2 separate regions of the Homo sapiens genome follow, and region 1 is linked to region 2. A link is an interaction called in ENCODE POLR2A ChIA-PET data of the cell type or tissue named here. Cell type or tissue: Panc1. All regions are shown on one strand. Each heading gives the region's core, and the rest is flanking DNA. Links, peaks and the distances in the headings are about the cores only.

The links. ChIA-PET counts read pairs that join two places held together with the same protein. Peaks named below come from ENCODE experiments on the same cell type or tissue, not always from the same donor. Only the 100,000 strongest peaks of a DNase experiment are listed, where the experiment ranks them.
Region 1: POLR2A ChIA-PET joins it to region 2 with 12 read pairs; 2 of 35 experiments call an interaction of 5 or more read pairs at or near these places.

The regions. Positions count from the first base shown.
Region 1 is chr17:48,942,670-48,947,669 of GRCh38, forward strand. SNF8 (SNF8 subunit of ESCRT-II) reads right to left here and starts at 2,173. Exons shown (of 8, transcript NM_007241.4): 1 at 2,012-2,173; 2 at 1,256-1,306. The coding sequence starts at 2,065. RefSeq lists a silencer at 1,886-2,115. In Panc1, for the core only: no CTCF peak of the experiment used is centred there; a DNase peak (open chromatin) is centred at 2,222; H3K4me3 peaks cover 2,319 bases; H3K27ac peaks cover 1,877 bases.
Region 2 is chr17:48,655,252-48,666,611 of GRCh38, forward strand. All of the region lies in intron 3 of LINC02086 (long intergenic non-protein coding RNA 2086), which reads left to right. Among named protein-coding and RNA genes, the nearest start is that of LINC03057, 14 kb to the left of the region's middle. In Panc1, for the core only: no CTCF peak of the experiment used is centred there; no DNase peak of the experiment used is centred there.

The sequences.
Region 1 (5,000 bases), core at 1-5,000, 280 kb after region 2:
ATTTTATTCTGAGGTATTTAAAATGAAAAGCCCCAGAGGACCTAAATCAATAACAGCTCTACCACTTACTACCCATATAACCTTGGATATATTACTTAACACCCCAGTGTCCTCAATTTCTGCCCACCTCGGCCTCCCAAAGTGCTGGGATTACAGGCGTTAGCCACCGCACCCGGCCTTTTTTTTTTTTTTTTTTTTTTTTTTGCTTTTTTTTGAGATGGAGTCTTGCTCTGTCCCCCAAGGTGGAGTGCAGTGGCATGATCCTGGCTCACTGCAACCTCTGTCTCCTGGGTTCATGCAATTCTCCTACCTCAGCCTCCCCAGTAGCTGGGACTACAGGAGCCCGCCACCACGCCCGGCTAATTTTTGTATTTTTAGTAGAGACGGGGTTTCGCCATGTTGGCCAGGCTGGTCTCGAACTATGGACCTCTGGTGATCAGCCTTCCTCAGCTTCCCAAAGTGCTGGGATTACAGGCATATGCCACAGCACCCGGCTCTCAATTTTAAACTCAGAATATGGCCGGGCGCGGTGGCTCACGCCTGTAGTCCCAGCACTCTGGGAGGCCGAGGCGGGTGGATCACCTGAGGCCAGGAGTTTGAGACCAGCCTGGTCAATATGGCGAAACCCTGCCTCTACAAAAAAAAATAACAAAAATTAGGGCCCGGCACAGTGGCTCACGCCTTTAATTCCAGCACTCTGGGAAGCCAAGGTGGGCGGATCACGAGGTCAAGAATTTGAGACCAGTCTGACCAACATGGAGAAACCCGTCTCTACTAAAAATACAAAAATTACCCAGGCGTGGTGGCGCATGTCTGTAGTTCTAGCTACTCGGGAGGCTGAGGTTGGAGAATCACTTGAACCCAGGAAACGGAGGCTGCAGTGAGCCGAGATCGTGCCACTGTACTCCAGTCTGGGCAACAGAGCAAGACTCCCTCAAAAAACAAACAAACAAACAAACAAACACCTCAGAATAATAGGGTTCCTTCCTTATGGGACTGTAATGAGGATTGAACAAGACAGTCTATGTAAAGAAAATAGACAAATGCCTGGGACGTTACAAGCATGTAATCACTCAAAGATGTTAGCCATTATTGTTATTAGCAAGTCACCTAAAAGATCTCAGCGGCTCAGAAATCAAAATTTGCCAAACACCCTATTTCTAGTTCAATCTACACAATCAAGTTCGTATCCAAGGTGTCTTGGCCAGACCTGGTTAGGTCTCCCTCCCTGCCTGGGGCCCCCCAACCGACTTACCTGGGCTAGCTGGTCCTCAGCCAAGACCGTCCCTCGCTCCTTATACTTGGCCTGTCAGACAAAGAGACCAGCATAAGTTAAGAGAGTGGGCGCTGGAGGCCAGGCGCGGTGGCTCACGCCTGTAATCCCAGAACTTTGGGACGCCGAGGCGGGCGGATCACGAGGTCAGGAGATCGAGCCATCCTGGCTAACACAGTGAAACCCCGTCTCTACTAAAAATACAAAAAAATAGCCGGACGTGGTGGTGGGCGCCTGTAGTCCCAGCTACTCAGGAGGCTGAGGCAGGAGAACGGCGTGAACCCTGGAGGTGGAGGTTGCAGTGAGCCGAGATCGCGCCACTGCACTCCAACCTGGGCGACAGAGCAAGACTCTGTCTCAAAAAACAAAACAAAACAAAAAAACACAGAGTGGGCGCTGGGTTCCCCCATTTGTGCTGCCACAGCTTTGGGATGAAAAGAGGAGGATCTCTGTAAATTGTTTTCTTAGGGAGAAGGATAGGGTGAAGGAGTAGAATCGACGACTGTAGATTTGTGAGTAGAATCCCATTTGTAGTTAAACTTGGGTAAATGGGAGAAAGGGCTGGGCATCTGGGAACGCTGCCAATCCACCGGAAGCTGGAGAAATTCTGTGTCCCGGGGCCGAGAAGCCAGTCTCAGATTCTGTTGGGAGGTGATTAACGGGTAGGACACTGCTCCGGGACAATTCAGTCTCGCACGGGTCAGGGGCAGGTTGTGGGTCGGCCTTCTTCCTGCTCACCTCTGCAAGTTTCTTCTTGGCGATGGCGCCAGCTCCCACCCCGCGGCGGTGCATCCCCACCCTGGGCCCGCGGGCCGCCCGGCTGCCGGGACCCCGGGTCTCCACGTCCCGGACTCCGCCGCCGGCTCCCCAAGGCGGAAGCCCGAGCCGCGCGTCATCTGCACGCGCCGGAAGCCACGAGCCGCATTTCCTGCCGCGAGGCTGAGTGTCTCCAGTTCCTACCGGCCCGGCGACCCCGCCTTTAGCTAGTGGCCAAGATTCGCAAAGCCTCGCGGCGAGGAAAGCACGAGTATTCAAGCGCGGCTGAGGCCCTCCTTGGCTAGTGCTGGGACATGGAGCCCCGGCAGCCAAGGCCAACCTTGTGCATTCCACCCACGTAGGCGCCTGGGGCCCTGGTCTTCCTCGACTGCCTCTCCACTGCCTGGAGGTCATCAAATGCCCCTGGACCACCTCCTACGTGCCACACGCTGTGTTGGCCATCCAAGGTTCCATATTGAGCATAAAACAGCCCTCTGCCCTAAAGGAGTTAACCTGTTGGAATCACATACAAAGGATTCTGACTACCAAGCGCCTTGAAGTTAAGTTGAACTCTGAAGACAGATTGCCTGGCTACAAAGCTCAGTTCCACTACATATGGTCCAGGAACTTAAGACAAATTATTTTAATGTCTTTATGTTTCACTATCCGCTGTAGTGAAATAGAATAATACCTACTCATGGCCTGACGCGGTGGCTCAAGCCTGTAATCCCAGCACTTCGGGAGGCTGAGGCGGGCGGATCACCTGAAGTTAGGAGTTCGAGACCAGCCTGGTCAACAAGACGAAACCCCGTCTCTACTACAAATACAAAAAAATTAGCAGGGCGTGGTGGTGCGCATCTAATCCCAGGTACTCGGGAGGCTGAAGCAGAAGAATCGCTTGAACCCAGGAGGCGGAGGTTGCAGTTAACCAGGATCGCGCCATTGCACTCCAGCATGGGCAACAAGAGCGAGACTCCGTCTCAAAAAAAAAAAAAAAAAAAAAAAAGCAGTAAATTATATAGTGCAATGCCTGGCACACAAATAAATATCATTTATGATTGTTATTCATTGTTTGAGATAAAATCAGTCATCTGTAGCCGGGCGCGGTAGCTCACACCTGTAATCCCAGTACTTTGGGAGGCCGAGGCGGGTGGATCACGAGGTCAGGAGTTCAAGACCAACCCGGCCAAGATGGTGAAACTCCGTCTCTACTAAAAATACAAAAAATTAGCCGGGCGTGGTGGCTGGTGCCTGTAATCCTAGCTGCTCGGGAGGCTGTAGCAGAGAATTCCTTGAACCTGGGAGGTAGAGGTTGCAGTGAGCAGAGATCTTGCCAATGCACTCCAACCTCGGTGACAGAGTGACTCCATCTCAAAAAAAAAAAAAAAGGAAAAAAACGAAAAAGACCCAGGTTCCTTAAGCGAACCAGGAGGTGGTAGTTAGGCTTCTCCACATGGAAACCCCTTAGTTTCACTGGCCATGGCCAAAAACCTGCAGTTGCTTCCATGTTTGGGCGCTGCCCACCAACGGTCCTGGGTTGGAAAGGAAGACAGAGAGAGGGAGAGATTCCCCTTTATGGAGTAGAAAGGAAAAGGAAAAAGGGGGAAAATAAATCCCAAACTTTGGGCTTACATTTTCCTCCTGGCTGGCTCGCCAAAATATGTTAACGGTGGAGGGTGTTCCAGGTTCTTGGGGTTTTGCACAAACAACTGGACAAAACGCACAAACAAAGCAAGGAAGGAATTAAGGGATTTATTGAAAATGAAAGTAGCACGGGCGCGGTGGCTCACGCCTGTAATCCCAGCACTTTGGGAGGCTGACCCAGGTGGATCACTTGAGGTCAGGAGTTCGAGACCAGCCTGGCCAACATGGTAAAACCCTCTATCTACTAAAAAAAATGCAAAAGTAGACAGATGTGTTGGCTCACACCTGTAATCCCAGCTACTTGAGAGGCTGAGGCAGGAGAATCACTTCAACCCGGGAGGCCGAGGTTGCAGTGAGCCAAGACCACACCATTACACTCCAGCCTGGGCAACAGAAGGAAACTCCATCTCAAAAAAAAAAAAAAAAAAAGCAAAGAAAAGAAAACTCAGCTGGGCGTCGTGGCTCATGCCTGTAATCCCAGCAATTTGGGAGGCCGAGGCGGATGGATCACCTGAGGTCGGGAGTTCAAGACCAGGCTGACCAACATGGAGAAACCCCTTCTCTACTAAAAATACAAAATTAGCCAGGCGTGCTGGCACATGCCTGTAATCCCAGCTACTCGGGAGGCTGAGGCAGGAGAATCGCTTGAATCCAGGAGGAGGAGGTTGCGGTGAGCTGAGATTGCGCCATTGCACTCCAGCCTGGGCAACAAGAGCGAAACTCCGTCTCAAGAAAAAAAAAAGAAAAGAAAACTCTACAGCGTGGGAGCGGGCCCAAGCATAGGGGCTCAAAGGTTCTGTTACAGAGTTTTTTGTGAATTTAAATGCCCTCTACCTGGGGTACACACGCCCTATGTAAATGAAAAGGATGAAGTAAAGTTACACAGTCCCATTTACCCAGTGTATGCCCTATGAAAAGGATATTTCCTCTCATAGCTGAAGTGAGTTGCCTGCCTCTAGACCCTATGTTCCTGCCTCAGTGGCAGCCTGGATTTAATTCATCTCAGTTGTAGTAATCCAAACTAGAAATGATGAGGGCCAGAACAAAGACAGTGGCAATAAGGAAAGCGAGAATGGGACAAATCCAAGAGATATTAAGAAAGTAGAGTGAGGCCAGGCACGGTGGCTCACTCCTGTAATCCCAGCACTTTGGGAGGCCGAGGCGGGTGGATCACGAGGTCAGGAGTTCAAGACCAGCCTGGCCAATATGGTGAAACCCTGTCTCTGTGGTGGCACAAGCCCGTAGTCCCAGCTACTCGGGAGGCTGAGACAAAAGAATCGCTTGAACCCGGGAGGCGGAGGTTGCAGTGAGCCAAGATTGTGCTACT
Region 2 (11,360 bases), core at 2,896-7,895:
ATATTATATCACTTAGCTGGGCGTAGTGCTGTGTGCCTATAGTCCCAGCTACTCAGGAGGCTAAGTGGGGAGGATTGCTTGAGCCCTGAAGTTCGAGGCTGCAGTGAGCTGCGATCACATCACTGCTCTCCAGCCTGGGCTACAGAGAAAGAGCTTGTCTCTAAAAAAATTAAAAATAAAATAAAAAGAATATTACCTCATGTATGGTGATACAATAGTATACTTCTATTTCCTTCTCTTTTGTGGCTATTGCTGACATATAATTTATCTGTAGCTATGAGCCCTGCAGTACATTGCTATTATGTTTTGCTTAAATAGTAAATTGTCTTTTAAATATATTAAAATGAAATAAGGTGTTTTATATTTATATGCATATTTAACATTTGTATACTGCAGGTATGCTGGCGACAGTTTCTTTTAGCTTTTGTCTGAAATAGTCATTTAAAGGTAAAACATTTTAAAACTTTATAATTTGCAATAATATTATACTTATGAAGAATTACAAAATTGCCCAAAAAATTTCCATAAACCTATTTCCCAATTTCTTCATACGGTAACATCCACAAAACTACCATCCAAACTAAAAGATTGACATTGATACAATACTATTAGCTCACCTGGAGACCTTATTCCAGTTTTGTCCATTGTCCTACTATTGCCCCTTTTCTTGACCAGTATTCAATCTAGGGTTGCTTATTGCCTTTAATTGTCTTTTCTTCTTAGTCTCCTTTAATCTGGGATAGTTCCTCAGGCTTCCTTTCTTGACACTTGTGCTGGTTGTTTGTGGTTGCCCTGCAGAGCAAAGATCAGCAACTCTACCCAAATGTGGTTTGAATGTGGAGACTGATGATGCCACATATACACAAAGAGGGCATGAGGCATTCTGGGCAGAGCACAACAGGCTCCCCAAAAGGCCCCAAAATGGCTTGAGAACAAGGGAGGGGCAAGTTGCCTTGGGTCTTATTGAGGTTAAGGGCTGGGGATAGGGCATGGTTTTCCCATGCACAGGCCAGTGTTTGAACTTCCCTGCTGGAGCCAAGGGAGGAAACACCTAGGCTTTTTTGTCTACCAAATGGAGGGCAAAAGATTAAGGAGGAGTTGTGGGGCTTCAAAGCTGTCAGTGGTCAAACATCAAATATGGAATTGGATTCTGTTACAATTCACCCCTGATGTTTAATGGATTACTGAAATGTATCCTGTTTTTTTAAATTAAATTTAAACCTGTTTAAGTATGCTGTGATGGTACTCTATGAGGCCTGCAGCCTGAGGCCAGTAAGGGGGATAAAATTTCTGTTCAATGCCTTCTTATTAAAGAGCCTAATGTTATGTATTTTGAGAAGTGAAATGAATGCCTCGGTCACTCTCAAGAATGTATGGAACTCTGAAGGGGATAAGGAGTATCTTGGTGAGGCCTTGTATTGTGGCTTGAGTATGTGCAGAGATATATCTGACCTTGATTTATATTTCTGGGTATCTTCAAGCAAGACATTTCCAGAGTTCTTTACCCCAAAGAGGATGACCTTGGATAAAGAACTGTTGTTGCCATTAGTCAGACCAGATAGCCAGGTAATTGGCAATGGCCTAAGGGTCTGAAAAATGTTAAGATGGGGTTGCTTATTGGGCAGGGCATCCTTTGTTGCTAAGATGACTGCTTGAAGTTTGGCAAATTGTGTGGACCCTTGGGTCCTGTCTTTTATCAGGGATGTCTGTTAAGGGATGGAAAACACAAATAGAATCAGTTGTGACGGTAGCACTGCCATTTTTAAAGTATGTGAATTCCCTTTGCTGTTCACTCAGTTGATCCCAAAGGGATCCCCAAGAAGCCAAGGGGTCTGAGAGAGGAATGACCTCCTTCAGCACTGTGGTGTCTGGCCAGAAACTGAGGACAGGGGAGCCCATGGCCTCCTGCAGGCAGGATATGCTACAGGACCCAGATTTGGCTCCATACTGTAGATACTATTTTCATTTTAGCAAGGAAGCCTCAATAGCCATGCCAAGCTTTGGGGGTGTGCCTTCCATGGCCCAAGGCATAGCGGGCAGCTAGTGTGTCATGGTCTCAAGGCCTGTAAGAGCCTCCTTTTTTGGAAGAGTCCAGTATGCAGTCAGCTATTGTCACTCTAATAATGTATAGCATCAGGCTGAGGAAGGCGATTTCTTGCATCGGAAACCCACAGACTATTTATGGCCATCATAAGTGAACCAAAGACTCTGGAAGTATGAGAGGAGGTTGCTAAAGCCTCTACAGTGAAGGAATTTCTGGGGAGCACTAACAGTCTCTGGAAGTATGAGAGGAGGTTGCTAAAGCCTCTACAGTGAAGGAATTTCTGGGGAGCACTAACAGTAGGGTCTGTCCTTTTGCAATTTGAACAGGTTTTAAGCCTTTTGTTTTAGTGGACCCCATTCAGGTGAACCAATTTGTAAGGAACAGCAAAAATGGGCTTAAGTAGGGCCGGGTGCAGTGGTTCACACCTGTAATCCCAGCACTTTGGGAGGCCAAAGCGGGTGGATAACTTGAGGTCAGGAGTTCGAGACCAGCCTGGCCAACATGCTGAAACCCCGTTTCTACTAAAAAAATACAAAAAAATTAGCTGAGCGTGGTGGTGGGTGCGTGTTATCCCAGCTTCTTGGGAGGCTGAGGCAGGAGGATCACTTGAACCTGAGAAGCAGAGGTTGCAGTGAGCCAAGATCATGCCACTGCAGTCCAGCCTTGGTGGCAGAGGGAGATTCTGACTCAAAAAAAAAAACCAAAAATGTCTTAATTAAAATTTGCAAAGGAGGAACATGTTGCTTCAGAACCCCCAGAGTTCTAAAAGATACTGGGCTTTTAGCATTGTGGGTGCTAAGAGGGTCAATAGAGATTTCTTGACAATGTCAGAAATGTCAAGGATAAACAGCTCTCAATTTACTAAGTAATACCCAGAAATTTTACTGAGGTATACTTGTGCTTGTACCTTGTACTTTGTGTGGAAGAAATGACCCATCCTTTTTCATGAGCTGCCTTTTGAATGTTTGTATGCGTTAAATTAGTGTATCAAATGAATTTCCACTGCACCCAACTACTTCAGGAGGCTGAGAGGGGAGGATCGTTTGAGCCCAGGAGTTTGAGGCTGCAGTGTGCTATGACTGTACTTGTGAATAGCTACTGCACTCCAGCCTGGGCAACATCATAAGATCCTGTCTTTTTATTTTTATTATTTATTTATTTATTTATTTTTTTTTTTCGAGACAGAGTCTCACACTGTTGCCCAGGCTGGAGTGCAGTGGCGTGATCTCGGATCACTGCAAGCTCAGCCTCCTGGGTTCATGCCATTCTCCTGCCTCAGCCTCCCGAGTAGCTGGGACTACAGGCACCTGCCGCCACATCCGGCTATTTTTTTTGTATTTTTAGTAGAGACGGGGTTTCACCATGTTGGCCAGGATGGTCTCGATCTCTTGACCTCATGATCCACCCACCTCGGCCTCCCAAAGTGCTGGGATTACAGGCGTGAGCCACCGCGCCCGGCCTCAAGACCCTGTCTTTTTAAAAAATTAATTTCCTCTGAGAAGGATGTCATATATCTAACATCATACTTGTGTTTCTGGAGAGAGTTGGATGCAGTTAAGGTTTTTGTTTGCAAAGATCGTGTGCAATGGCAGGTCTGTTGGGGGTCCCATGGGTAGTTAGTATATTGTGTCCATGCAATGGTAAAGACAAGCTGGCTGAAACGGGAACTTAAGAGAACATATTAGCCCAAATATATGATAGCAAAGTATTTGCCAGTTGCTGATTGGAGGGAGGCAGTAATTTTAGTAGTATAGAAGCTGGCCTGTTTTTTACTCACAACACTTCTGACACTAAATGTATGGGTTTTTTCCCCTATACCAACTGATATGGTTTGACTGTGTTCCCACCCAAATCTCATCTTGAATTGTAACTCCCACAATTCCTACATGTCGTGGGAGGAACCCAGTGGGAAGTAATTGAAACATGAGGGTGGGTCTTTCCTGTGCTATTCTCATGATAGTGGATAAGTCTCACAAGATCTGATGGTTTTAAAAACGGGAGTTTCCCTGCACAAGCTCTCTTTCTCTTGCCTGCTGCCATCCATGTAAGATGTGATTTGTTCCTCCTTGCCTTCTGCCATGATCGTGAGGCCTCCCCAGCCATTTGGAATTGTAAGTCCATTATACCTCTTTTCTTCCCAGTCTCGGGTATATCTTTATCAGCAGCCTGAAAACGACCTAATACACCAACCAATTCTCCAACTCTCTGAAAACCAACTGGGTGTCCAGCAATTCAGTTTCATTCTGACACTATCTACCTGGAGTTCACATCAGTTCCCACGAGATTGCCCCATCTTTAGAGACCAGTCACAAGTCCCAGGCCTCCTGTACTTCTGACTGGCCAGTTAAAAATCGGGTGTTCTCATGACCCCCTCCTCAGTTTCCATAATTTACTGGAATAGCTCACAGAACTCGGGAAAATACTTTACTTACATTTACTGGCTTATTATAAAGGATGCAATTCAGGAACAGCCAGATGGAAGAGATGCCCAGGGAAGGGTATTGAGCGGGGGTGGAGGAGGGTACCCCCAGAGTTTCCATGCCCTGAGTGCTTCACTCTCCCGGGACCTCCACGTGTTTACAGAACCCTGTAGGGTAGAAGGGACTTATGGAGGTTTAATTACCTAGGCATGATTGATTAAATTATTGGCCATTGGTGACTGATTCAATCTCCAGCCCTCTCCCCGCCCCATAGGTCTGAGATGAGCCTGAAAGTTCCAAACTTTTAATGCCTTGGTCTTTCTGATCATCAGCCCCCATCTTGAAGCTATCTAGCACTCCCAGCTAATCATTTCATTAGCATGCAAAAGACACATATTAGCCTAAAGATTTCAAGGGTTTCAGGAGTGCCAGGAACTCTTAAGTGGAACTGCAGCATTATGATTGTGGTAATCCACCATCAGGCATCCTTCATTCATTCTAGGTTTAAGACCAGGACAATTTGGAGTGGAGAAAAACTGGGGACAATCACCCTTCTCTAAATAGGTCTTATATAATGGGTTTTGAGCTTATGGCTAGGTGCGGTGGCTCACATCTGTAATCCTAGCACTTTGGGAGGCTGAGGCATGTGGATTGCATGAGTCCAGGAGTTTGAGACCAGCCTGGAAAACATGGGAAAAAACCCATCTCTACAAACAAAAATACAAAAATTAGCCGAAACAAGTGGCGTGTGCCTGTAGTCCTAGCTACTAGGGAGGCTGAGGTGGCAGGATCACCTGAACCTGGGAAGGGGAAGCTGCAGTGAGCTGAGATTGCACCACTGCACTCCAGCCTGGGCCACAGAGTGAGACCCTGTCTCGAAAAGGTCCTAGTACATTTTATTTATTTATTTTTTATACAGAGTCACTCTCAGGATACCTAGTTTTATCTGTGTGAACAGTTTTAATAGGTTATGATAAAGGCTCAGGTTCTCATTTTGTTAAGCCAGTTGTAATTGCCAAAAACTTAATTTTGTTTTTGTTTAGTACTCACTAGGCCAGAGTACATGTCCATTGTGGAATATTTTAGGGCAACAGGCACTATGAATATGGGGAATTTAGGCAAATCAATAGTTCTTCTTCTTCTTTTCTTTTTTTTTTTTTTTTTTTTTTTTTTTTTGAGACAGAGTCTCGCTCTGTCGCCCAGGCTGGAGTGCAGTGCCATGATCTCGGCTCACTGCAACATCTGCCTCCTGGGTTCAAGCGATTCTCCTGCCTCAGCCTCCAGAGTAGCTGGGACTACAGGCGCGTGCCACCACACCTGGCTAATTTTTTTGTGTGTTATCCAGGCTGGTCTCGATCTCCTGACCTCGTGATCTGCCTGCCTCGGCATCCCAAAGAGCTTTTATTACAGGCATGAGCCACCGCGCCCAGCCTAGTTTTGTATTTTTTAGTAGAGATGGAGTTTCACCATATTGGCCAGGCTGGTCTCGAACTCCTGACCTCAGGTAATCCACCTGCCTTGGCCTCCCAAAGTGTTGGGATTATAGGCATGAGCCACCACGCCTGGCCTAAAGTTAATTTAGAACTTATGTTGTACAAGTGCAAAAGCCAACAAGACCCTCCCTTCCTTCTTTAAATATCTTTTTATTGTATAGTTTTTAGAGTAAATTTAAGATTTGCAACTGGGTTAAATCATGAACCTCTGTTAAGTTGTGTGTGTGTGTGTGTGTGTGTGTGTGTCTGGGGGGAGTTACTGGATGTACTTCAGGGGGAGGGAGCTTCTCTTCTCTGCTCATATTTACGTTTCTTCTTCTGGAGAGTCCCAAATCAGTACCCTCAGGGTTAGGGGCCACTTTCATGACAGCCATTTTCTTTTTTTTTTCTTTTTTTTTTTTTTTTGAGACGGAGTCTCGCTCTGTAGCCCAGGCTGGAGTGCAGTGGTGCGATCTCAGCTTACTGCAAGCTCCGCCTCCCGGGTTCACGCCATTCTCCTGCCTCAGCCTCCCGAGTAGGTGGGACTACAGGGGCCCGCTACGATGCCAGGCCAATTTTTTTTACTTTTAGTAGAGACGGGGTTTCACTGTGTTAGCCAGGATTATCTAGATCTCCTGACCTCGTGATCTGCCTGCCTTGGACTCCCAAAGTGCTGAGATTACAAGGCGTGAGCCACTGCACCTGGCCTTATGGCAGCCACTTTCATGGCAATTGTTATTTTATTTGATTTAGGGACTGTAGACTTAAGTTGGATTTTTATTTATTTTTTATTTTTTATTTTTTGGCAGTCTCGCTCTGTCTCCCAGGTTGGAGTGCAATGGTGTGATGTTGGCTCACTGCAGCCTCAAACTCATCAGCTCAAGTGATCCTACCACCTCATCCTCCAGAGTAGCTGGGACTATAGGCACCCAACACCACACCCAGCTGATTTTTGCATTTTTTGTAGAGATGGGGTTTTGCTGTGGTGCCCAGGCTAGTGGATTTTTTTTTTTTTTTTTGAGACAGGGTCTTACTCTGTTGCCCAGGCTGGAGTGCAGAGGCACAATCCCAGCTCAGTCCAACCTCTGCTACTAGGTTCAAGTGATTCTCACGCCTCAGCCTCCCCAGTAGCTGGGACTACACGCCCCCACCTCTGGCTAATTTTTGTATTTTTGGTAGAGATGGGGTTTTGCCATGTTGGCCAGGCTGGTCTCAAACTGCTGACCTCAAGTGATCTGCCCACCTCAGCCCCCCAAGTGTTGGGATTACAGGTACAGGCATGACTACTGCACCCAACCCCTGGATTTTTTTAATGACAAGGTCTTACTCTGTCACCCAGGCTGGAGTGCAGTGGCACAATCATGGCTCACTGCAGCCTCAAACTCCAGCAATCTTCTCACCTCAGCCCCCCAAGTAGCTGGGACTACAGGTACATGTCACCATACCTGGCTAATTTTAAAATTTTTTGTATAGATGAGGTTTTATTTGTTTGTTTGTTTTTTTGACAGAGTCACGCTCTGTTGCCAGGCTGGAGTACAGTGGCGCAATCTCAGCTCACTGCAACCTCCATCTCCCAGGTTCAAGCGATTCTCCTGCCTCAGCCTCTCGAGTAGCTGGGACTACAGGCACGCACCACCACACTCAGCTAATTTTTATGTTTTTAGTAGAGATGAGGTTTCACCATGTTGGCCAGCATGGTCTCAATCTCTTGACCTCGTGATCCGCCCGCCTCGGCCTCCCAAAGTGCTGGGATTACAGGCATGAGCCACCATGCCCGGCCTAGACGAGGTCTTACTATGTTTCCCAGGCTGATCTTGAACTCCTAGACTCCAGCAATTCTCCCACCTCAGCCTCCCAAAGCATTAAGATTACAGGCATGAACCACTGCACCCAGCCTTGAGTTGGATTTGAATGAATCCCTTGACAGTTTGATAAGGTGCAGCACTTAATCAAACCCAGCTTCTTTCTGGGTCTGTTTTATAGTTATCTGGTAGGGTGATGGTGGTGTCCTCTGACCCTTTAAGAGAGATGGAGTAAGGCATTCTGGCCTAGTTTTTATAAGGGTTCATGGCATGGAGTGCTATTGAGTGTTTTTATCTTTAATCCTGGTGACTGCGCTTCCTCACCGGAGCAACCACCAGATGGCCCTGTATGTTGCACAGAGTATCAGCCTTTCTCCTGCACACTCTATAGAACATAGGCTAATGCCTGGTTGGGACATACAACCAACAGTCACAAAATAATAAGTGTCATGCCCTTGAGCCTAGGATCGGCGATGGTTTATGCCAGAATCAAGACATACAATTCAATCTAAGATGCACAGATAGGTCCAGACGGGGCTCACATTTTAGGGCCACTTTAAGGACATCCTCAATTTCATATTTCTGTCTCAAAATGCCAATTATAGAAACTTTCAATTCAGGTCAGTTACATCTGTAACAGAGATTTAGTAGTCCTCAGCAAATGTGGAACAAAGCAGCACAGCTCGAAGTGTAAGCTTGCCAATAGGCAGCAGAATCAATAGCAAGCCAAAGTGAGAGGAGAGAGACCCCTGATGGTGGGTGGCTATCATCTAAGGTACGCTGTTCCCTGTGCCAGTTGTCTTGTGATTGCCCCACAGAGGAAGGGATCAAATCTCTACCCCAGATTTGGTTTAGACATCAAGATTGGTGATGCCACATACACACATACAGAGGGTTTGAAAAAGCTTATTACTCGTGTAATGAGGTTTTCTGTGCAGAACAGGGCAGGCTCTTAAGAAGGCCTAAAAACAGCTTGAGAACAAGGAGATGCAAGTGGCCCTGGGTTTTACTGTTAGGGAGTAAAGCTGGGGTGAGAGTTCTGATGCACAGGCCAGGGTTTTGTGGTTTGAATTTCCCTACTGGTGCAAGGGAGGAGAGTACCCTGGCATTAAGGGAGGAGAGTACCCTGGCATTATTATTCTTATCATTATTATTATTTTGGAGACAGAGTCTCACCCTGCTGCCCAGGCTGGAGTGCAGTGGTGCAATCTCGGTTCATTGCAACCTCTGCCTCCCAAATTCAAGCAATTCTCGTGCCTCAGCCTCCCAAGTTGCTGGGATTACTGGCATGCGCCACCATGCCCAGCTAATTTTGTATTTTCAGTAGAGATAGGGTTTTGCCATGTTGGCCAAGCTGGTCTCAAACTCCAGGCCTCAAGTGATCCGTCAACCTTGGCCTCCCAAAGTGCTGGGATTATAGGCGTGAGCCACCACGCCCAGCTTCTGCCTTTATTATTGGCTTGCCCAGGTTTTGGATAAAAGGGAAAGGAGGAGTGGGGGTGGGGGCTTGAAAACTCAGCAGTTGAACATCATGGAATCAACTAATTTATTACACTGGTCAATTATTTTGTAAAACTCGTCTCAATTTGAGTTTCATGTCTCTCATGACTAAACGTAAGCATACATTTTGGCATGAAAACCACAGAAGTGATGTTTACCTGTCTCAGTTCATGACATTATGAGGTACAGGATGCTAATAGGTGTCTCATGTTCATAGTTTAAAGATGGAAAAAATTTTAAGTTAATAGTTTTTATTTTAGTACTTTAAAGATGTTATTCCATTATCTTCCGGTGTACATAGTTTGTGACAAGAAGTCCACTGTATTTGTCTTCTTTGCCCTTCTAGGTAATGTGTTCATTTTTCTCTAGGTACTCTAAGATTTTCCTTATTAATTTTTCTATTTATTTATTTATTTATTTATTTATTTATTTTTAGATGGAATCTCATTCTGTTGCCCAGGCTGGAGTGCAGTGGTGTGATCTTGGCTCACTGCAACCTCCACCTCCTGAGTTCAAGCAATTTTCCTGTCTCAGCCTCCCGAGTAGCTGGGATTACAGGCATGTGCCACCATGCTTGGGTAATTTTTGTATTTTTTTTTTAGACAGAGTTTCATTCTTGTCACCCAGATTGGAGTGCAATGGTGCAATCTCAGCTCACTGCAACCTCCACGGTTCAAGCGATTCTCCAGCCTTAGCTTCCCGAGTAGGTGGGATTATAGGCACCTGCGCCACCACGCCCGGCTAATCTGTGTATTTTTAGTAGAGAAGGGGTTTCACTATGTTGGCCAAGCTGGTCTCGAACTCCTGACCTCAAATGATCCACCCACCTCAGCCTCCCAAAGTGCTGGCATTACAGGCGTGAGCCACCTCACCCAGCCTAATTTTTGTATTTTTAATGGAGATGGGGTTTTGCCATGTTGGCCAGGCTGGTCTCAAACTCCTGACCTGATGTAATCCGCCTGCCTCGGCCTCCTACAGTGCTGAAATTAGAGGCATGGGCTACCATGCCCAGCCTATTTTATTTATTTTTACTTACTTATTTTTTTTAGACAGAGTCTCACTCTGTTGCCCAAGCTGGAGTGCAGTGCAGTGGTGCAATCTTAGCTCACTTCAACCTCCGCCTCCCAGGTTCAAGCAATTCTCCTGCCTCAGCCTCCCCAGTAGCTGGGACTGCAGGCGTGCACCACTACGCCTGACTACTTTTTGTATTTTTAGTAGAGACAAGGTTTTGCTATGTTGGCCGGGCTGCTCTGCTCTTGAATTCCTGTTCTCAAGTGATCCACCTACTTCGGCCTCCCAAAATGCTGGGATTACAGGCATGAGCCACACGCCCAGCCAACCTTTTCAATAATTTGATTATGATGTGTCTTGGTTTTGATATTATCTTATAAGACATTGGTGCTCTGTTATTTTTGTGGATTTTCTGTGCTTTATTTTCAATAGTTTTTATTGCTATATTTTCAAGTTCACCAATCTTTTCTTATGCAGTGCTTCTGCAGTGTATAATCTGCTGTTAATTCCTCCTGTGCATCTTTCATTTTTAGATCATAAACTTTTCATCTCTTGAAGTTCCATTTTGGGTCCTTTAAAAATATATTTCTTTTCTCTCTTCATCATATTTATGTTTTTCTTTATATCCTTGGGCATAATTTATGAGATTTATAATGGCTATTTTAAGGTCCTCACCTACTAATTTCATCATCTCTGAATATTGTGGTCTGTTTCTATTGCTTTAGTTATCTACTGGTTATGGGTAATTTTTTCCTATTTATTTGACTACCTGGCAATTTTTTATTGGATGCTGAATATTGTGTATTTTGGGTTGTTGGGTGCAAGACATTGTTATATTCTTTTAAAGAGTACTAGAGAAAAATACAAAAATTAGCTGGGCATGGTGGCTCATGTCTGTGGTCCCAGCTACTTGGGAAGCAGAGGTTGCAGTGAGCCGAGATCATGCCACTGCACTCCAACTTGGGCGACAGAGTGAGACTCTGTTTCAAAACAAAACAAAACAGAAAAAACAAACACTCAAACAAAAAAACAGAGTGCTGAACTTTGTCCTGGCATATAATTAGTTACTTGTGATTTGTTTTCTTCTTTTAAGTCTTGCTATTAAGTTTTG